2 separate regions of the Homo sapiens genome follow, and region 1 is linked to region 2. The links are chromatin loops, found by intact Hi-C in ENCODE. Cell type or tissue: K562. All regions are shown on one strand. Each heading gives the region's core, and the rest is flanking DNA. Links, peaks and the distances in the headings are about the cores only.

Region 1 (11,291 bases), core at 1,783-9,782, 85 kb after region 2:
GTAAGGCCATCGAGATGGCTCCCAGACCCAAGATATCCACCTTCTACCACCCATGGAAAAAGCCAAAACTACAACACCAAATGTCTCTTGCTTTGCTTTGCTCCTACTTAGCCCAATAGACTTCTCCAGATCACAGAGGATAATTCTTTTTGATTATATGTGGGACTCCATCAACTGCCCATTCTTACTAGTTATGCCATTGCAAAAGGGCCACATAAGAGAGACATAGGTTACTACTATATTGTAAACTCCTGGAAGGTTTTTGTTTTTTTTTGTTTGTTTGTTTGTTTTGTAAAGAAAAGCCAAAGAAGCTGGGCACAGTGTCTCACACCTGTAATCCCAGCACTTTGAGAGGCCAAGGTGGGCAGATCAATATGAGCTCAGGAGTTTGAGACCAGCCTGGCCAAAATGGCGAAACTCCATCTCTACTAAAAATACAAAACTTAGTTGGGTGTGGTGGTGCATGCCTATAGTCTCAGCTACTCTGGAGGACAATTGCTTGAACGCAGGAGGCAGAGGTTGTAGTGAGCCGAGATGACACCTGTAATCCCAGCACTTTGGGAGGCTGAGGCGGGTGGATCACCTGAGGTCAGGAGTTCAAGACCAGCCTGGCCAACATGGTGAAACCCCATCTCTACTAAAAATACAAAAATTAGCCGGGTGTGGTGGCAGGCGCCTGTAATCCCAGCTACTTGTGAGGCTGAGGCAGGAGAATTGCTTGAACCTGGGAGGCAGAGGTTTCAGTGAGCTGAGATCGCGCCATGGCACTGCAGCCTGGGCAACAAGAACGAAACTCTGTCTCAAAAAAAAAAAAATGCAGATTTTGAGTCCGTAGGTTCTTGGGAGAGGCAGTGCACCATGGACCCTGAATGCCCCTATATGTTCTTGCTCTGTATGACAAGAATGCAAGACTCTGGCTGCTTATTACCAGGACCAATTCTCAGGGTTGTTCTTGCAGAGAGTAATTTCATGGAATGAATTAATTTCCCTCAGCAGCTCCCCCTACCCTAAACAAAAAACAAAGAGCAGGCTTGCTTACTGCTCAATATAAAAACAGTGAATTCCCTAATCTCAGTGTTTCTCAGCTGTGACACAAACCCAGCATCATCTGGGCCTCTCCACATCTCCCCTATGAGACCTGGGAGACATGGGGAACTGATGAAAAACAATGTTATGCTCATGATGCCAGTTGTGATGTGAGTAACAAAATCCTTTATCTCTGACCCAGGGCTCGTGTGCTCTGTCAGCATCCATGAAATAGTAACAGGCTAACTTATTAACCTGGAATTAAGATAAAATATCGGATCCTTCATAGACACTGACATAGTTCTTGGGGTGGGACCTGAGATTCCACCTTTCTAACAAACCACCAGGTACTTCTGGTACTGCTCATCCAGGGACCACTTTTTGAGTAGTAATAGTTTTGAAACATTAAGCCCTGGATTTGCCACTAACGATATGGCCTTGAGCAAGCTACTTCACATTTCTGAGACTGAGTTTCCACACCTACAAACAGATGAGTTTGAAGATCTCTTCCCAAATTAACTCTATGATTCCAGGTCCCTGTTACCATCAACAAGTAATGCCTCTTCCCATTCTTTCATTCCTTCAACCAAAACATTTATATACCCATCATTTGCAAGACACCAGGAATAGAAGGTTGAGTGATAGATGGATGTGCTCAGAGTTGGGCAAACAATGGACAGTTAAAGCTACCCCATAGGGAGACATAAAGACGGTGCTAAGCAAGTCAATTGCCTCCTTAAACTGGTTGAGTGACCACATAATTTATTCCAAACCAAGGCACTTTTGAGAGTGAAAGAGGAGGTTATTAATAGCTACACCAGGATGACAGGCATAAACTGGGACAATCCTGGAGGCCCTATTCTTAGGGCCCCACAAAGCCCTAGTTCCTTCCAGATTTTCTTTTTTCTTTTTTTTTTTTTTTAACTTTTGTTTGAGGGTACATGCGAAGGTTTGTTACATAGGTAAACATGTGTCATCGGTGTTTGTTGTGCAGATCATTTCGTCATTCAGGTATTAAGCCCAGTACCCAATAGTTATATTTTCTCCCTCCATGCCCCCCAATCAAGTAGACCTCAGTGTCTCTTGTTTCCTTCTTTGTGTTCATATGTTACCATTTAACTTGCCCTCCCCTCCCGTCCCCTCCCCTCCCCTCTCCTCTCCTCCCCGCACCTCCCCTCCCCTCCCCTCCCTTCCTTCCCTTCCTTTTCTGATCAAAGACCTTTATTCTGGTCCTCATCGTGCAGTAAGCCACTTAAGCAGAACACTTTCTTCATCTCTGCTCCAAGCAGCAGCGGCTGCATCCAGGCCTGACTGGAAGACGGACACACGTTGTGGAAGATCTTGTAGGGAAAAGCCAACGGTTGAGATGGAGGCTTATACCGGTGTGAGCGAGGGTAGAACAGGAAGAGTATGTATGCAAGTGCCAAGACTGTTCTTCTCAACGCTGAAGCCTGCGGAGAGGGGCGAGCTGAAGGATGCAGATGAAGGCCGGGAACCTGCACTGCTGAGCAATCGACCCGAAGTACCTTCCAAAAAAGCAGATTCATCCACAGCTTCTATCGCATTATCCAAATCTCTCCTCTGGAGGGTTTTCCTGTTTCCCTGTTGAGCACAGCAGTAGGCATCTTTTGCAATGGTCTCCACACACAGTTCCCCGGCTCAGGCCAGAATGACTGTTCTCTGTCCCGCCCGTGTCTCGTTGGGGTCAGCCTTCGCCAAGGCCTTCGCTGGCGCCCGAGGCAGCCTCGAGGGACGAGCCCCAGGCACTCTTGTCGGGGCTTGGGGCTGTGGGACCTATGCCTCCCCACCAGGTCGCCCCTCCACTGCTTCCAGCTGCCCCTGAGTGCGCTGCCCGGCCACCTATTGTGTTCAGAAAAAGAAAGTTACCATTTTATCAGTTTATCTGTTTTTGTGTGTGCTTGTTTGTTTTTATTTTGTTTTGTTTTGTTTTTTAGACAGAGTCTCTCTCTGTGGCCCAGGCTGGAATGCAGTGGCGCAGTCTCTGCTCACGGTATTCTCCGCCTCTCGGGTTCAAGCGATTCTCCCACCTCAGCCTCCTTGAATAGCTGGGGCCGCAAGTGCGTGCCACCACTGCCGGCTAATTTTTTTTTTTCTTTCTGTAGAGACGGGGAATCTCTCTGTATTGCCCAGGCTGGTCTCGAACTTCTGGCTTCAAGGGATCCGCCTGCCTCAGCCTCCCAAAGTGCTGGGATTACAGGCTTAATCCCACTGCAACTGGCCTGAATTAATTTTACTGTGTATATTTGAAGTTTACAGCATGATGTTATGGGATACATATATTAATAGTAAAATGGTTGCTTCAGTGAAGCAGATGAACATATCTGTCATCTCACAGATACTTCTGTTTTGTAACAAGAGCTGCCAAAATCTACTTGTTTAACAAAAATCCCTAATACAACACAATTTTATTAACTATATCCTCACATTATACATTAGCTCTCTAGACTTGTTCATCTTACATCCTTCCAGACCTTCAAATCCTCTTTGTCTTTCCCACTCTTCACCCATTTCTTTCCCTCCTGGCACAGGTCCTGAAATGTCCTATTGCATTACCTCAAAAGCTAGTCACAGGAGAACAATGATTTGCTCTGGCAAGGCGAAGACAGTACCAAGTCATTGCATAATCTCCACTCACATTCGGAGTTCCTGAGCAGCTGCTCTGGAGGTGGATGAAAATAACCCATCATTTCAGTTTTTATAACCCATTCAGGTGAGAATACTATTTTTAGGGCACAATAATTTAAAAGCTCTTGCTGGCCTAGGGGGAAATATCTTCAACCCTTTAGAGAAATGAAGTGGGTTCTTGTCTTTTCTTTTCTGGCCAGTGTCCAGAAAGAGTTTTTTCTTTGTAGAGACATGAAATGATTCGCTGCTTACTTGCACTGAGGGTTTTAAAAACTGGTGCTAAAAATACCCAACTTAGAAAGTTTCAGACCATTGGAATTTAGGACACCTTCCAGCATCATGGTATTCATTTATCGAAATAAACTTAATGTCCCCTAATTTCACCTTGATTTTTTGGAGGTAAAAGTGATACCCTTTGAGTACTGTCAGATACATAAGGAATGAGGTTCTCTTAGTTTGTATTTCCCCAAAGCAGACCTTGAAACAAGGATCTGGGGGCAAATAGTTTATTCAAGACCAAAGTGAGAGAGTGGGTAGGGGAGACAAGGAAGGAAGGAAAGCTAATAAAGCATATATTAATAAGAATACTTCTGCTGTAGGCAAATTTTGTTCTTGTTGTTGTTGTTCTTTTTGAGACTGTCTTGCTCTGTTGCCCAGGCTGGAGTGCAGTGGCACGATCTCGGCTCACTGCAACCTCTGCCCTCCCTGGTTCAAGTGATTCTCCTGCCTCAGCCTCCTGAGTACCTGGGATTACAGGCACGTGCTGCCATGCCCAGCTAATTTTTGAATTTTTAGTAGAGATGGGGTTTCGCCATGTCGGTCAGGCTGGTCTTGAACTCCACCTCAAGTGATCCGCCCACCTCAGCCTTCCAAAGTGCTGGGATTACAGGCATAAGCCACTGTGCCTGGCTGGCAAATGGGTTTTAATCCTGCTGAGAGTCTACTGGAACATGCCTCAAAAGTCTCCCACTGTGGGGTGAGAGAGTTGAGGTATTTATATTCCAATGCCCATCCCTTAGTGATTGAGAGCTGCTCCTGGAACATTAACTACCTGACACTTCTGAACTACTCTGAAGTGGACTGATCAACTCCTACTCCAAGGACAGGGAGTGTGCTAGAACAGAGAGACATAGGAAGTCCTCCAGGTAGGCAAAGAACATATGGGTGGGGCACTGACAGCATCTGCTACAAGGGTCAAATTTGGGTTCATCAATGAACCATGTATTCCTCACTTAAGACATATAGTATGGTCATTTGGAAAACCATTTTTGCCTTGCAAAGTCTGTTTGCCTTTAATAAAGTAGCAGAAAATCCAGCTGTATGTACTAGCTGTGGAGCAAGCACAATGTGGAATTAAAGGCCTCATCATTTGCAATTCCCATCCCCCAACTCCAGCGGCACTAAGAGTAAATGAGATCACCCTCTCTCTTTAGTGTCAGCACAAGTCTGGGCAGAAGATGACACCACTGACACTCAAAAACTGAGACAGCAGCATTTGCAAGATACAGGAAAGAATAGGGCTCGGACTCCATCATTATATCTAGACAATGCAAGTAGCAATGCTAATTACCTATGATAGCCATGACAATTAAATCCAGTGAGTAAAAGATGTCCAGAATAGTGCCTGGTGCCCATATTAGAACTCTCGCAGACAAATACGAAGGCCCAAATATGTACTGTTTTAATTCTTCTGAAAAGAAAAAACACTTGTTTTTTTTTCCTGTTTATAAAAATAAGACATATTTCTGGTATTTGTAGAAAATGTAGAAAATACAGAAAAAGATAAAGGGGAAAACTAGAATTCCATCTTATGATCTTTGATAAATAAATATATATATAAAAGTTTAAATATATAAATTTCAGCTCTTTTATAATATAATTGTATATTGGAACCAGTTGGATCTTTCTACATACAGCATATGGTTTTATTTCCTGTGTTTTTTTTTTGTTTTTGTTTTTGTTTTTCGAGATGGAGTTTTGCACTTGTCACCCAGGCTGGAGTGCAGTGGCATGATCCTGGCTCCTGGCTCACTGCAACCTCTATCTCCTGGGTTCAAGCGATTCTCCTGCCTCAGCCCCTGTGAAGAGCTGGGGTTACAGGCATGCACCACTGCGCCCAGCTAATTTTTGTATTTTTAGTAGAGATGGGGTTTCACCATGTAGCCAGGTTGGTCTTGAACTCCTGACCTCAGGTGACCCGCCTGCCTCAGCCTCTGAAAGTGCTGGGATTAAAAGCATGAGCCACCGCATGCCTGGCCCGTATCCTGTTTTTCATATGGTGTATAATAGGCTGTACAATTAATTCTGTATGCCACTGAACATTCTTTGAAATATTGCTATTGTCCGAATCATATTTAATCAGCTGGATGTTCCATAAATCATTTGGTGATTCTTCTGTGAATTTCCATTTACAGTAACTGTGGTGAACACTTTTGTACTGACCACTTGGCATCTGAGTATTTAGTTGGGATGTACTCTCAGATGTGAGATTACAGAGTCAAAAGTTAAGAAGGCCAAAAGTCTGGGACTGAGTTGTAAGGGACCATCTCCTATCAGTGGTCTTCAGTGGAAATCTGTGACATACAGAGATGACTCCCCTTGGCTGTGGAGTTGCAGGCCAGATCTGCCACCATATAGAATCAGAGACCTCAAGCTTGTAGAAACCCTGGAGATTATCTCCCCCCACACCCTCTTTGCTTTTCTGATAAAGGAACTGAATTTCAAAGAGGCTAAGTCATTTGCAATTTTTGGCTATTATTTACCATTTCTTTTGGACACACATGTAAGCCCTTGACAAGCCTCTCTGAGAGAGCACAAATGGACCAGACTTGGCCAGGCCATCAGACTCTGGTCTTGGGTTGTTTTTAGATATTAAATTACATCATGACACAGAAGATAGAATGGCTAGACAGCTGGCTTCCCCGCCAGAAGGGAGGATATGCTCTTCTAGTTCTCAGGAGCCTGAAAGGGTACCTCCTTCATCAGCTGACTACACATAAGATAAACTATCTCTTCCTACACTTGGAAGAACCACGAGGTTTGGTGGACTGCCTTGGAGCAAAAATAAACCTTCAGGAGAAACAGTCCACTGGGTCAGACTGAGTCAATAAAACCCACACTGGAAAGGGCAAAGTGCTTTTTTTTTTTTTTTTGAGACGGAGTTTTGCTCTTGTTGCCCAGGCTGGAGTGCAAGGGCGTGATCTCGGCTCACCGCAACCTCCGCCTCCTGGGTTAAAGCGATTCTCCTGCCTCAGCCTCTGAGTAGCTGGGATTACAGGCATGCGCCACCACGCCTGGCTAATTTTGCATTTTTAGTAGAGATGGGATTTCTCTATGTTGGTCAGGCTGGTCTCGAACTCCTGACCCCAGGTGATTCACCCACCTCGGCCTCCCAAAGTGCTGGGATTACAGGCGTGAGCCACCGCGCCTGGCCAAGGGCAAAGCGCTTTCATGAGATTGGCTAGTTCTTTCCTTATTTATTAAATGGGGATTTGGACTCTTAGATATAGGATGTATTTTGCAGACATTGTCACAGCCGTACTTATATTTCCAAAAACATCAACCACTTTCTACAGCAAGCACCTGAGAAGTTTTATCTAAGAGCTTTCTCTAACTTCAGGAGCCTGAAGTTAGAGAAGCCTTGGTCAGGCCCATCAGGCTCTCCTCTACCAATTCTTTCTGGCATCAGCCCCAACTCACATCCTTTTGTTCAGGTCTGCCTCTTGGGAAACCCAACTGAAGACGATCTAGCCCTTTGAGAGTAATTGCAGGAAACCCTGATAAGAGAAACCAGTTAGTGTAGCAGATAACCATTGTTACAGATGTTAGATTCAGCAGACAAGCACATTCAAACCACTACTCTAACTGTTTTCCATGTGTTCGAAAAACTAGAGGGAAGATTGACCATGTGAAGAAGACATGGAAGATATTTTAAAAGCCCAGTGGAATTTCTCCAGATGAAACAGAAAAAGGGAAGCAACTCAGAAAAAATGCAGGCAATGGCTGCGGTGGAGAAGGATCCCAGGCTGAGAGGCAGAAGCCAAATTATAATTGTTACAATTAGGGTCAGGTACATAAAACAGGAAGAAAAATTAGCAGTAGCTTAAACAAGAGAGGTTATTCCTCTCTCATGTAAAATAAATTTTACAGTGCAAAGCTGAAGGAGAGAGTAAGAAACAATAAAGGAACCAAAAAGATCACCAATAAAGGAACAAGATTTATACTAGCATCACATTATCATCATGAGAAGTCTTAGAAATTCTGTCTCCTCTTTCTACAGAAGAAAGACGTAGTATATCAGAAACAGTGAAACTTCCCAAGGAGAACTATGAAAAGAGACTCTAAGATACCAGCTATTTAAGCAGCCTAAACACATCCAGTTCACATTCGATCAAAACCTCAGTGAGCTCCCACAAGAATGCTTTCAAGAAGCATAGAATAAATTTTGAGCAACAGAAAATAATACACTTTGGGAGGCCACGGTAGGAGGACTGCTTGAGGCCAGGAGTTCAAGACCAGCCTGGGCAACATGACGAAACCCCGTTTCTACAAAAAATACAAAAATTAGTCATGTGTGGTGGCATACACCTGTAGCCCCAGCTACTAGGGAGGCTGAGGTGGGAGGATTGCTTAAGCCCAGGAGTTAGAGACCAGCCTGACCAACATAGTGAAACCCCGTCTCTTCTAAAAATACAAAAAATTAGCGGGGTGTGGTGGTGCATGCTGTAATCCCAGCCACTCAAGAGTCTGAAGTAGAAGAATCACTTGAACCCGGGAGGTGGAGGCTGCAGTGAGCTGAGATGGCACCACTGCACTCCAGCCTGCATGACAGAGCAAGACTCTGTCTTAAAAAAAAAAAAAAAAAGTGGCCCAGCACAATGGCTCACACCTGCAATCCCAGCAATTTGAGAGGCCGAGGCGGGCGGATCACAAGGTCAGGAGATCGAGACCATCCTGGCTAACACAGTGAAACCCCGTCTCTACTAAAAATACAAAAAAATTAGCCAGGCATGGTGGCAGGCGCCTGTAGTCCCAGCTACTCAGGAGGCTAAGGCAGGAAAATGGCGTGAACCCAGGAGGTGGAGCTTGCAGTGAGCCGAGATGGTGTCACTGCACTCCAGCCTGGGCTACAGAGCAAGACACCATCTCAAAAAAAATAAATAAATAAAGAATATTCAAGTGATTACATGATTACAGAGGTCATGACATTGATTGGCCCTGTTGTGAAGGAAATGTACTTCTGTCATCCCACTTGACTCAGCCAGGAGTAATATTTGCAAAATAATGTAAACTCTGTTTCTTGAATTTCAGCATTTAGGAATAACATGGATGGTTGAACCCATGGATACAGAGGGCCAACTGCACATACAATGAATGCTTGAAGTGCACTGATCTTCAGTGAACAGCTCACTGACTCTTTACAGGTGTGTATACTAGAGCAGCTATCACTCAGATGGAGACATAGAACATCACCAGCACCCCAAAACATTTCCTCATGCTCCTTCCCCATCGATCCACCTCTTCCTAGAAATAATCCCTATTCTAACTTCTATCACCATTGATCTGTTTTGCCTGTTCTTGATCTTCAGATAAATCAAAAAGTATATTTTCTTGTGTTTGTCTTTTTTCACCAAACATAATGAAAATTATTTCTATTGCTGCTACCTCAGTAGTTTATTCTTTTTATTGCAGTGTGGTATTCCATCATATGACTAGTCTAGAAACTGGGTTTTGCCATGTTGTCCATGCAGGTCTCAAACTCGTGAGCTCAAGCGATCCGCCCACCTCAGACTCCAAAGTGCTGAAATTATAGGCATGAGCCACCATGCCTGGTCAGCATTGGGGAGTTTCAAGAACTATTCCAGCAAAGGAGGGGAACTTCACCACCGCTGCATGTCCTAGCCTTGGAAGTCAGGCAGCATTGCTTCTGCTGTGTTCTCTTTGTTACAAGTAAGTCACCAACACACCCAGATTCAAGGGTAAGGAAAATAAAATCTACCTTTTGGTAGGTGAGTGGCAATATGCTAGATGAGCATGTGGGAGATCCTTTGCAGCCAATTTTGGAAAAATACACTCAACCATGCTGTCCCATACCCAGTTTTTTTTCTCCATCGTCCTTTTTCTTATTGGATATTATCTTATTTATTTATTTGTGTTTAGTGAACCACCTCCCTTTACTGGAATATATGCCCTGAAATGGCAAAAACTCTCTCTGTTATTCTCTACCCTCTCACCAGTACCTGAAGGTGCTTGTACATAGTAGGTAATAAACATGTTGATTAAAATAGTAAAAATTTTGACCAGGCACCATGACTCTCACCTGTAATCCCAGCACTTTGGGAGGCCAAGGCAGGTGGATCATCTGAGGTCAGGGGTTTGAGACCTGCCTGGCCAACATGACAAAACCCCGTCTCTACTAAAAACACAAAAATTAGCTGGGCATGGTGGCAGATGCCTATAATCCCAGCTACTCAGGAGGCTGAGGCAAGAAAATCGCTTGAACCTGGGAGGCGGAGCTTGCAGTGAGCCGAGATCATACCATTGCACTCCAGCATGGGCAACAAGAGTGAAACTCCATCTCAAAAAAAAAAAAAAAAAAAAAAGTAAGAATTTTGTATCAGGGAAGAAGTAGATGCCTCTGGTCAATAAACCAATTAATAGAACTACAAGAATATTTTTAGACATGTGGACCTAACCGCTCAAAGAACTAAAACCAGAATTAGTTTTAAGGAGTTGCCTGTAGGGTACAAGATGGGAAGAGGAAAGATAGGGCAGAGGGTTAGTGCCGTTCTGTGGCATGTGTACGTATGACAATTTGTTTTGTTTTGTTTTTGAGACAGGGTCTCGCTCTGTCTCTTAGGCTGGAGTGCAGTGGCACAATCTTGGCTCACTGCAACCTCTGCCTCCCGGGCTGAGGCAAGCGATCCTCCCACTTCAGCCTCCTTGAGTAGCTGGGACTTCAGGCACCTGCCACCACTCACAGCTAATTTTTTGTATCTTTTGTAGAGATGGGATCTTGCCACATTTGTAGAGATGGGGTCTTGCCATGTTGCCCCGGCTGGTCTTGAACTCTTGGACTCAAAGTGATCCGCCCACCTTGGCCTCCCAAATTCCCAAAGCTGCTGTCTCCTGCAGCTTAACACCCAACACCATGCCTGGCCCGTATGACAGTTTTTAAAATCCATGTACTTATATTTCTTAGATATTGAAAATTTGCTACCTGCACCTGCTGTGTTCCCACCCTCTGGAGACCTGGGAACCTGGCTGCAGCCTGGGAAGGCTGGAGAAGCAGATGGCAGCACCCACCAGCTCCTCTCCCTGTCCCACCTCTTCCCTGGGGAACCAGACCCTACCTGTGTGGTGGTGGGTGGGCTGATTGTCAAGACATGTGTCATATACATTTTTATCAAAAATAAAGAAGTGACTATGAAAAAAAAGAAAATTTGAAAAGATTAAATTTTTAGAAAGGTGATTGTAGAAAATGTGGAAAAACTAGAAGAGAATACAAAGGAATAAAGTATTATTTGTAATCCTGCCACCTAGAAAGAGCCACTGTAAACAGTTTGGTCTATTATCTTCTTGTCGAAATTAAAATAGACAGTTCTGTGTCTTGCCTTTCC
Region 2 (11,291 bases), core at 2,277-10,276:
AAAAAAAAAAAAGCAGGCCGGTCGCGGTAGCTCACGCCTGTAATCCCAACACTCTGGGAGGCCGAGGGGGACGGATCACGAGGTCAGGAAATCAAGACCATCCTGGCTAACACGGTGAAACTCCATCTCTACTAAAAATACAAAAAATTAGCCGGGCGTGGTGGCGGGCGCCTGTAGTCCCAGCTACTCGGGAGGCTGAGGCAGGAGAATGGCGTGAACCTGGGAGGCGGAGCTTGCAGTGAGCCGAGATCACACCATTGCACTCCAGCCTGGGCGACAGACCGAGACTCCGTCTCAAAAAAAAAAATCATTGTTAAAAAAACAACAACAACAAGGATCTCTAATAAAGCAACTGCAGTAACATATTAATGGTAATATTTAGGTGAAGTATACGGGTGTCCACTGTACAATTATTTCAGCATTTCTGTATGTTTGAACATTTTCAAAATAAAGTATTGGGAGGAAGTTACAAAGAAACAAGGATACTTTGAGACAAGAGAGAAGATGAACAGACTTCGTCAACCCTCTTGGTTTGTTTAGGGCACACTTATGCAATTCTCTAGGGGTCTCTGCTTCTCTTTGCATTTTTAGAAGAAGACACAAATTTAGCCTGTGATTCATAAACTCCAACATGGCGAAGAATCATCTGTGAGATTAATTAAAAAGGAAGATTCTTGGAGATCTAGCCCCAAAGATTCTGAATGTAGATGGGGCTTGGGAATATACTTTCGTAACAAGCTCTTCATGTGAATCTGGGAAGAAATCCATCCACATAGAGAAACACTGTTTTATAATGTGATAAAAGTGAAAGCCATTGTGTAGTAGACAGTAGACGTGCCATATTTTCTTTGCTCTGATTGATTTGGGGGTGCCTGGGATTTAGAGACTAATATTTCACCCAGGTAAAGAAATGGGCATCCCTTACATTTTCTTCATAAATTGAAAGACCAAATAAAAATGTTAGTGCTTCATGAGCAAATACTTGTATAGGAAACTCTTTTGATGGGCATATTCACACAGAAAACTGTCACCCTCATTAATGAATAAAACAACTTGCAATAGTCAAATGGTGGGACTCACTATGTTGAAATGAGAAATCTTACGTATGGTGAAAAAAATACGACAAAAAGAAGAAAGGAAGATACACTAAATTTAGGTTTTAAAGAATATTCACTGTTCTCCTTTAAAATTAGATATTTAATTTTTTAAAAAAAGAAAGAAAAACATTCACAAGAAGAGAGAGCGATTGGGGAACATAATTTGATGGGACTTCAGCCATTCAAAAAATAATGTGGTAGTGTTGGAGGCTGTTGCAAGACCTTGGTTCTTGTCTTCTTAGTTTAAAAGAATTTAAACAAGAGACATACAGCAAAAGAGATGCAGCATAATTTATTGCAAAAGAAAAAAAAATTTTGAAAGCTAAGTACAAAATAGACATCACACCCTGAGAGAGAGAGAGAATTCAGGGCAGGCTGCTCGTAAGGATGAGACAACATTGATTATTGCTGGAGGTTATTGCTAATCATGTATTATTTGCATGATTATTCATAAGGAGGTGGGAAGAAGTGTTACCGTTAGGTTCGTGCAAGAGTAATCGCGGTTTTGGCCATTACTTTAAATGCAAAAACCACAATTACTTTTGCACCAACCTAGTAGTAAGCATCTTCTGGTTGGTCCTCTGGCTGCACATGTGCAGTAGCTGTGCACCCATGTTCCTCCCTCAGGTGTCCCATTAGCATTGTAAATCTCCACCCAAGGGCATGTTTTTTGCTATTATAATGAGCAAAAGGTCAGTTTGAGGACAGGTAAAATCAAAGTGCTCATGCTCTCTATAGAAGAAATTTCCTACTGAAGATAGCTTTGCTCGACTGAGTTCAATCACAATTCAAATGCTGAGGCTTATTGTGTTGACTGTTGGGGTCACCATGGTTGCTGCGTCCTGAGGATATGGGCACTTCCTTGACTGCCTATCCTGCCTCAGTACTACTTTTTCAGTTCAGAGTTTAATTTTTTTCAGCAGTTCCTGCTAAACAATTTTTCACTGGCCCTCTTATCGGTATTAGCACAGTTAGGCAATACTGTGGATACAAAGTTAGATTATAGACGCTATCCTACAATGATACCACAGTAATGTCCACAAAGAACTATGTTACAAAATAGAAAGAGATATGTGTTATAGAAGAGATACAAATTAAATATGTTGCTAATTCGGAGCAGAGAGAAATAACTTTCAGTTTAAAGGATCACTACAGTGGAGCTTCAAGATGGGGTTAAACTATACTTCGGTTTGGACATGCAGATACAGGGCAGAAAGTATTCAGGCAGTAGGGTGGTATGAAGGAAGGCAAAGAAAGTGTGCATAGGCACAGTGAATGAAGGGAGCAGGAAAGGACAGAGTAGTTAAGGAATATAAGCTCGAGATCAAATTTTGGAAGGCTTTGAAAATCAAGCTAAGGAACTGGGCCTTTCCATTATTGTTGGGTAATGAAGAACCCCCAACGAGTTTTAGGAAGGGGAGTGAAATGATCGGAGCTTTTCCTTGGGGATATTTTTCTAGTAGCCTTGAGCGCAGTGGTTACAGAGATCCAAGTAAGGGCTATTGTAAAAGTTCAGGAGAGAGGGAATAGAAGCTTAAACTCTGACGTTAATCATGGGGATGGCACCAAGAGAACCTTGGAGGTAAAACCAGTGAGATTTGAGGACTGATTTGTTTAGAGAGTAAGAAAGGAACTGGAGCAGGTGCCAATATTTCAAGTCTGGGTAACAAGGAGATTGAGGGAGAATAATAACAGAGAGGTAATATAGGAGGCAGTAACTCTTATTGATGTCAAAGTACAAATTTCAAAAAATTAAAAAGATAACTTTCATACAAGCATATAGTAAGCCTGCTTCAAAGATTTATCTAATTTATTAATAGGCTGGGCTCATGCCTGTAATCCAGGCAGGAGGATTCCTTGTGTCCAGGAGTTCGAGACCAGACTAGACCCCATCTCTAAAAAAAAAAAAAGAAAGAAAGAAAAAAAAATTAGCTGAGTGTGGAGGCATATGCCTGTAGTCCCAGCTACTTGGGAGGTTGAGGTAGAAGGATCGCTTGAGCCCGGGAAGTTGAGGCTACAGTGAGCCTTGATTGTGCCATTGTGCCACTGCACTTCAGCCCAGGTGACAGAGTGAGACCTTGTCTTAAAAAAATAAAATAAAATAAAATATTGCCTTTCCAACTTGGACCCAACAGAATGGCTTCCGCAAAGAAGGGTGGCCAAAAGAAAAAGGGCCGTTCTGCTATCAACGAGGTGGTGACCCAAGAATACACCATCAACATTCACAAGCGCACCCATGGAGTGCGCTTCAAGAAGTGTGCCCCTTGGGCACTCAAAGAGATTCGGAAATTTGCCATGAAGGAGATGGTAGCTCCAGACATGTGCGTTGCTACCAGGCTCAACAAAGCTGTCTGGGCCAAAGGAATAAGGAATGTCTCATACCGAATCCGTGTGCGATTATCCAGAATAAGGATGAAGATTCACCAAATAAGCTCTATACTTTGGTTACCTATGTACCGGTTACCACTTTCAAAAATCTACAGACAGTCAATGTGGATGAGAACTAATTGCTGATGGTCAAATACATCAAAGTTATAAAATTGCAAAAAAAAAACAACCTAATTTATTAGTTAAGTAATCAGAAGAATGTAAAACTGGTTTATAGGCGGTTATGAGAGGGGTGTGTGTGTGTGTGTGTGTGTGTGTGTGTGTGTGTGTGTATTCAGTGAAAGAAAAAAAATAATGCTAAGATAAGATTGCTAGGTTAAATCCAAAACTGGTTTATGGTTTACCGGAAAATAAAATTGTTATCTTTGTGATGAACTCTAACACAGATAAATCATTTTTATCTCCCTCTAACAAAAATAATTTGCAATTTACCAATTTTCTATAATTAATACCTTAATTATGGAATCTGGGCCCAACTCAGTAATAAATACTAACTCAAAGAAAATTGTCTTTCCCTAGACGATCAGATGACCCTTAGGAGGGTTTTGTAGACCATGCTCTAGTCTAGGGGTCTGCAAACTTTTTCTTTAAAGAACCGGATAGTAACTATTTTAGGCTATGAGAGCCATATGGTCTCTGTCGCAACTACTCAACTCAACTGTTGTTGTAAAACAAAAGCAGCTGTGGATGATATAGTAACAAATGGGTGTGGCTGTGTTCCAATACAACTTTTATAACAGCAGGCAATAGGCTGAGCGCCGTGGCTCACGCCTGTAATCCTAGAACTTTGGGAGGGCAAGGCAGGCGGATCACCTGAAGTCAGGAGTTCAAGAGCAGCCTGGCCAACATGGTGAAACCCCCTCTAAAATACAAAAATTAGCTGGGAATAATGGCAGGTGCCTGTAATCCCAGCTACTCAGGAGGCTGAGACAGGAGAATCGCTTGAACCCAGGAGATGGTGGTTGCAGTGAGCCGAGATCACGCCACTGCACTCCAGCCTAGGCGACACTGTCTCAAAAACATAAAATTAAATTAAAAATTAAAATTAAAAAATAATAAAAGCGGGCAGTAGGCTGGATTTGGCCCACAAACCATAGTTTGCTAGCCCCTGCTCTAGTTCAGTAGTTCTCAAACTTAAGTGATCATGAGAATCCCCCGGAAGGCTTGTTAAACCACAGATTGCTGGATCCAACTTCCAGAGTTTCAGACTCAGTAGATCTTGGGTGGAACCTGAAAATTTGCACTCCTAACAAGTTCCCAGGTGATGATGATGCTGCTGGTCTAGGGACCACACTCCACACTTTGAGAACTACTGTGCTAATATGACATTGAAAGGGCACTTGGTAATCCTTATTTCCAGGTTTTGGGTCATTTGTTCCAACAAAGGGAAGATGAAGAACTCAGATTAGGGCACACTGAGATTGAGGTGCCAGAGGGCATCAAGCGGAGTTTGTGGTAAATAGTTTCAAATTTGGATCTGGAGGCTGGGCGCGGTGGCTCACACCTGTAATGCGAGCACTTTGGGAGGCCGATATGGGCCAATGACTTGAGGCTAGGAGTTCAAGACCAGCCCAGCCAACATGGTGAAACCCTGTCTCTACTAAAAATACAAAAATCAGTCGGGCGTAGTGGCGCATGACTGTAATCCCAGCTACTCGGGAGGCTGAGGCACCAGCTCTGTTTAAAAAAAAAAAAAAAGGATCTGGAGCATTGGAGGAAATAAAGCATTTGGGAAATACTCATAGAACTAAATAGTTACAGTCATAAAAGTGCTAAGGGGATGAACTTATAGGAAGAAGAGGATTTAGGCCAGAACTTTGGAAGGAGTAGGAAAGAAGGTGAAGAAGAGCCAAGAAAATAAAGCAGTGGTTAAAGAGCGGGAAGAGACAAGAGCAGTGATGTGAAGGCAAAGAAGAGTCTTAAATTGTATGAATATTTCCAAATTCCACAAAGTGTCCAAGAATGCCAGATAAGCAAGAACTTTGGATCAGAGATCTCCTAGGAGAGACAGCTTATCAAAGTTCCTCTCCCAACAAAACTAGACTAGAGAATAAGCAAGTAACATCATCAACCTCCACATTTTCTTTACACCAGCAGAGGGCCGCAAAGGCAAAGGAATGCTAAGGCTTCTGCACTCACCAGTGCAGGGTTAGTTCTTAGGTGTCATTAGGGGAAAAGATTGTGTGTCACTTAACCTCCTTGCTTCCATCATTATTTGGTTATTTTAGTCCAGGACAGTTTGACCACGTGAGTGAGGGATGTGATAAAGAAAGGAAGGAGCTTCTGAGTGCCTGGGGAAGGGAAAGGGTGGGGTCCAATTTGGAATTTGGATTGCAGGGAGACCCTGTCATCCCCAGGCAGCCCTAACACAAAGTCTAACCTCATAATGAGTGCCATTGCAGGTCATACAATCAATCTTACAGGTTTTGTCTTCATTATTGATTAAATTTTATTTTTTGAAAATATGAAACATTGATAAAGGTTTCAAAAGTAGAAACATACAAAAAGGTTCACTTAGAGAAATGTCACTCAGTCTCTATGCCTTCCACCTGATTCCCACCCACCCCTCCACTGTAAGTAACAAATTTTGTTAGTTTCTGGTTATCTTTCCTGTGTTTCTTTAGTGGAAAGGGACAGATACAGATGGGTATGTGTGTTACATATATATTAGTACTTTTTATTTTCATTTATCAATACATCCTAGAAGTTACTCTATATCAGTTCATAGAAATCAATTTCATTTGAAAAAAATTGTAGTTACTCCATCATGCAGCTATGTCACAGTTTATTTAGCCAGTTTCCTATCCATACGCATTTAGGTTGTTCCCACTATTTTGCAATTACAAATGGTGAATAAATCTGTGAATGTTACTTTTATATTGTGAATAATACTTTTGTATTACTTTTGTATCTTTAGGGTCAGTTCCTAGGCATGTGATTACTGAGTAGGCATATGCAATTTTGTTAAACTGCAAATTTCATTCACTAGAGGCTATATACTATTTGGCACTCCCTCGAGCAGTGAAGGAGTGCATGTATTTCTCCATTGCCTCTCCAACACTGTGGTCAAGCCTTTGAATTTTTTTCATTCTGATAGGGAGAAATAATATTTCAGTGTAGTTTTTTTTTCTTTGTTTGAGACAGACTTTCCCTCTGTCACCCAGTCTGGAGTGCAATGGCATGATCTTGGCTCACTGCAACCTCTGCCTTCCCGGCTCAAGCAATTCTCCTGCCTCAGCCTCCTAAGTAGCTGGAACTACAGGCATGCACTACCACGCCCGACTAATTTTTGCATTTTTAGTAGAGACAGGGTTTCACCATGTTGGCCAGGCTGGTCTCGAACTCCTGACCTGAACTGATCCACTAGCATTGACCTCCCAAAGTGCTGAGATCACAGGTATGAGCCACCGCGCCCGGCCTCAGTGTAGTTTTAATGTGTACTTCTCCCATGAGGAAAGCTGAACATATTTTCATATCAAGGGCCATTTTTATGTTATTTTTGATTTGTCTGTTCATGTCTTTTTTTTTTTTTTTTTTTTTGAGACAGAATCTTGCTCTGTTGCCAGGTTGGAGTGTAGGGACGCAACCTCGGCTCACTGCAATCTCTGCCTCTCAGGTTCAAGCGATTCTCCTGCCTCAGCCTCCCGAGTAGCTGGGACTACAGGCACGTGCCACCACACCCGGCTAATTTTTTGTATTTTAGTAGAGATGGGGTTTCACCATGTTGGCCAGGATGGTCTCGATCTCCTGACCTTGTGATCTGCCTGCCTCAGCCTCCCAAAGTGCTGGGATTACAGGCGTGAGCCACCGCGCCCGGCCAAGACAGGGTTTTGCTTTGTCGCCCAGAGCTGGATGGAGTACAATGGCTTGATCTCAGCTTACTGCAACCTCCTACACCCGGGCTCAAGCCATCCTCCTGCCTCAGCCTCCTGAGTAGCTGGGACTATAGGCACGCACACCCAGCTAATTTTTGTATTTTTTTGTACACCACCAGGGGTTCCTTACAGAGGTTCTGTAAAGTAGACTATTTTCAAAAGACTACTAAGAAGTCATTTGCCTTTTTCACTGAGGACATTTGTTTGCACTGCTAGTGGAGTAAAACTGCCAGCACCGTAGCACAAAACAAGGCAGTGGTGCCAAACTCTATTTGTAGTCATTGTATTCTTCACCACTACATGGGAAAAAATAAAGCCAGTTTCACTTAAAAAATTCCCTTGATGAACAAGTAAATGATTAATTTTGTTACATTGCAGTCATTTAGTACCAGTCCTTTTACAATTGTATGTGATAAGATAGGAAGTACACCTATAGCATTTCTGCTGCATGCTGAGTGACAATGGCAGCTCTAGGAGAAGAACTGGTGCTATTGAGTTATAAGTAAGCAAAACTAGCCACTTTTTTCACCATCTTACTTGAAAGAACAGGTTTCCAGATTTAGGTATTTGGCAGACATTTTCTCAAAAATGAACAAAATAAGCCTGTCAATACAAGGAATACAACTGACAGCATTTGTTGCCATTCATAACATTTGAACTTTCCAATAAAATTAGCATTTTGGAACACTTGTATGTAACCAGTGAGCTTGATAGCTTCCCAACACTTAGACTTTTCTAGTGAGATTAGTAGTAATATTAACAAATGGGCCTTTTTTTTTTTTTTTTTTTTTTTTTTTGAGACAGAGTCTCCCTATGTTGCCCAGGCTGGTCTCAAACTCCTAGGCTCAAGTGGTCCTCGCATCTCAGCCTCCTGAGTAGCTGGGACTACAGGTGTGCACCACCATGTCAGGCTACAGTGTGATTTTTTTGAAGAAATGTCAATATTTGGAAGATCCTTTTTTGTGTGATTTTTTTAATGAAATATCAATACTTGGAAGATCCTTGAAACTCAGTAAACTGATATTTTCTAAAAGATCAATAAATTGATGTTACAAACTCACATAGGGGTAACAATCTATTCAAAGTGTAGGATAGGACCAGGTGCGGTGGCTGACGCCTGTAATCCCAGCACTTTGTGAGGCCAAGGCAGGTGGATCACTTCAGTCCAGGAGTTAAAGACCAGCCTGGGCAACATTGTGAAACCCCATCTCTACAAAAAAATACAAAAAAAAATTAGCTGGGTGTGATGATGTGCCCTGGAAGTCCCAGCAACTCTGGAGGCTGAGGTGGGAGGATCGCTTGAGCCTAGGAGGTGGAGGTTGCAGTGAGCTGAGATGGAGCCACTGCACTCCAGCCTGGGTGACAGAGCTGTCTCAAAAAAAATTAAAATTAAAATTTAAAAAAATTTTTTTAAAAGAGTAGGATAGACCAATGGATTCCACACTACATTTAATCCTTAAAAAACTAACACTTGTCAAGTTTTAGCCTCAAAAAAGAAAATTCACAATTATTTGGAAAAGCTATTAAAATATTCCTATCTTTTCCACCTACATATCTGTGAAGCTGGATTTTCTTTATAGAATTCAACCAAAACAACGTAACACATAAAATTGAATGCAGCAAATATGAGAATGCAGCTGTTCTTCTATCACGCAAGACATTAAAGAGATTTACAAAAATATAAAACAATGACATTATTTTCAATACTTTTTTGTTTGTTTGGGGAAAGTTATATTCCATTAAAAATGTTATTTATGTTAACCCATAAAAATTATTTGTTATTTATAAATGAACTAATATTTAAAATGTTTAAGTTTTATTCCAATATGGTAAATATAAATGAATATTACAAACATTTTCAAAAGCTCTTTGGGGTCCTTAACAAGTAGGAGTGCAAAGAAGTCCTGTGACCAAAAAATTTGAGAATTACTGTATTTAAGTTTTAAAAAATATTCCTAACCCAAGATAAGATGGAAAAGAGTTGTTACCAACTAATTCTAAAAAGACTGTGGTGATATAGTGTGACCAAATGTGTATATGTGTTTATAATTCTCTCCCTCTCTGTCTCTCTCTCTCTCTCGTGCTCTGTGTGTGTGTATCCCTAATTTCTCAAAGTATTTTGTGTGTGTGTATCTGCAATTTCTCAAAGTATGACTATTGCCATCTACTCTCTATCTTCAGCTGATTGAGAAATACGTTAAAAATTTTTTTAAGTCTAGCCAAGTAAAATAGAGATATCTTTTAAAATATCCTTGAATTCCAAGCACCTCTTCACATTAATAACCACATATTTTTAATTATATGTATGGATTACAATTTGGTAAATTAGTAAAACCAAAAGTTGCTGGTGTTCGTTCCTGCCATGTCCCTGTTACTTAAGAGAATACAGTGTCAGCTATTCCTGACATTTCCTGGTATAAGATGCCCAAGAAATTACTAGGCAATGAACATAAACACTTTTTCATTTTTCTTTTAAACATTGTTCCTATTTGACACAAGAATTGTCCAAATGTTTTAAATAATTCCTCATATAAGCCAATTTTGCTACCTGCTGCCTTAAACTATAATAGATGAAGTTTCTTAACATAATAGTCATGATTTTCCTCAACCAAACCACACCCCTATAATCAGTTTAGAATTATACTTCGGGATGTTTCCAAATAAGGTATTCATATGTCTTAGCCATTTACTAGGCCACGTGGCTCAAGAAAGAAGAGGTGAGAATTCTAGCAAATTATCCTATACTATACATAGCTTGAATTTCTCCCTAGGGTTTATTAAAGTTTAACCTATTATAATGAAATATTCACTCATTTTTCCTATAATTTTATAAAATGATAATGATCACAGGATAAGTCTTATACATTCAGCAGGAATTGGCTGGCATCATTTTCTACAATCTTATTTCAGCATGGGGAACATCTATTTAGTAAAAACATTAGTAACTGTTACATGAAGGAAGAACTCCCATATTCTGGGATTCTGCCAGTTTAGACAGCTAGTAATTTCTGTCTAAATGAAAGCCCCCAAGTGAGAAAACTATAGTGGATATTACCATTTGGTTCATTATTCAGTTCCATGAGGGGATTTATAAAGTGACATTTGATCATTCTACAGAAACAAATTTGACAGGTACTACAGCAATCTTACATGAACTCTTTACAAAGAACACAAACAGAATTGTTTTATGAAGTCAACATAATATTGATAAAAAACACTGACAAAAACATTAGGGGAAATGAAAATTACAGGTTAGGCTTTCTCAGGAGCATAATGCAAAATTCTAAAAAAAGTTAGCAAATCAAAATCAGGAATACAATACAACTAATATATTAAGATCAGCATAGGGGTTTTTCCAGGAATACAAAGGTGGCGTAATTTTTTTTTTTTTTTTTTTTGAGGCGGAGTCTCACTCTGTTGCCCAGGCTGGAGTGCAGTGGCACCATCTCAGCTCACTGCAACCTCCACCTCCCAGGTTCACGTGATTCCCCTGCCTCAGCCTTCTGAGTAGCTGGGACTACAGGCATCCGCCACCATGCCCGGCTAATTTTTGTATTTATAGTAGAGATGGGGTTTCACCGTGTTGGCCAGGATGGTCTCGATCTCCTGACCTCGTGATCTGCCTGTCTCGATCTCCCAAAGTGCTGGGATTACAGGCGTGAGCCACTGCGCCTGGCTGGCTTAATATTTTAAAAGGTAATGTAGGCCGGGAGCGGTGGCTCACGCCTGTAATCCCAGCACTTTGGGAGGCCGAGGCAGGCGGATCACGAGGTCAGAAGATCGAGACCATCCTGGCTAACACGGTAAAACCCGGTCTTTACTAAAAATACAAAAAATTAGCCGGGCATGGGGGGGGGTGCCTGTGGTCCCAGCTGCCGGGAGGCTGAGGCAGGAGAATGGTGTGAACCCGGGAGGCGGAGCTTGCAGTGAG

What was found. A loop is a pair of places that touch in the nucleus more often than their neighbours do. Peaks named below come from ENCODE experiments on the same cell type or tissue, not always from the same donor. Only the 100,000 strongest peaks of a DNase experiment are listed, where the experiment ranks them.
Region 1: it touches region 2 in a loop (2.4-fold over the local background); 6 of 110 quality-filtered maps call a loop at or near these places.

What each region holds. Positions count from the first base shown.
Region 1 is chr3:32,590,434-32,601,724 of GRCh38, forward strand. It overlaps the pseudogene POLE4P1. Among named protein-coding and RNA genes, the nearest start is that of DYNC1LI1, 25 kb to the left of the region's middle. In K562, for the core only: no CTCF peak of the experiment used is centred there; DNase peaks (open chromatin) are centred at 6,288 and 6,628; H3K27me3 peaks cover 2,101 bases.
Region 2 is chr3:32,504,722-32,516,012 of GRCh38, forward strand. MIR548AY (microRNA 548ay) reads right to left here and starts at 1,668; the gene lies at 1,562-1,668. It also overlaps the pseudogene RPL31P18. In K562, for the core only: a CTCF peak has its summit at 5,585 (motif pointing right); a DNase peak (open chromatin) is centred at 5,620.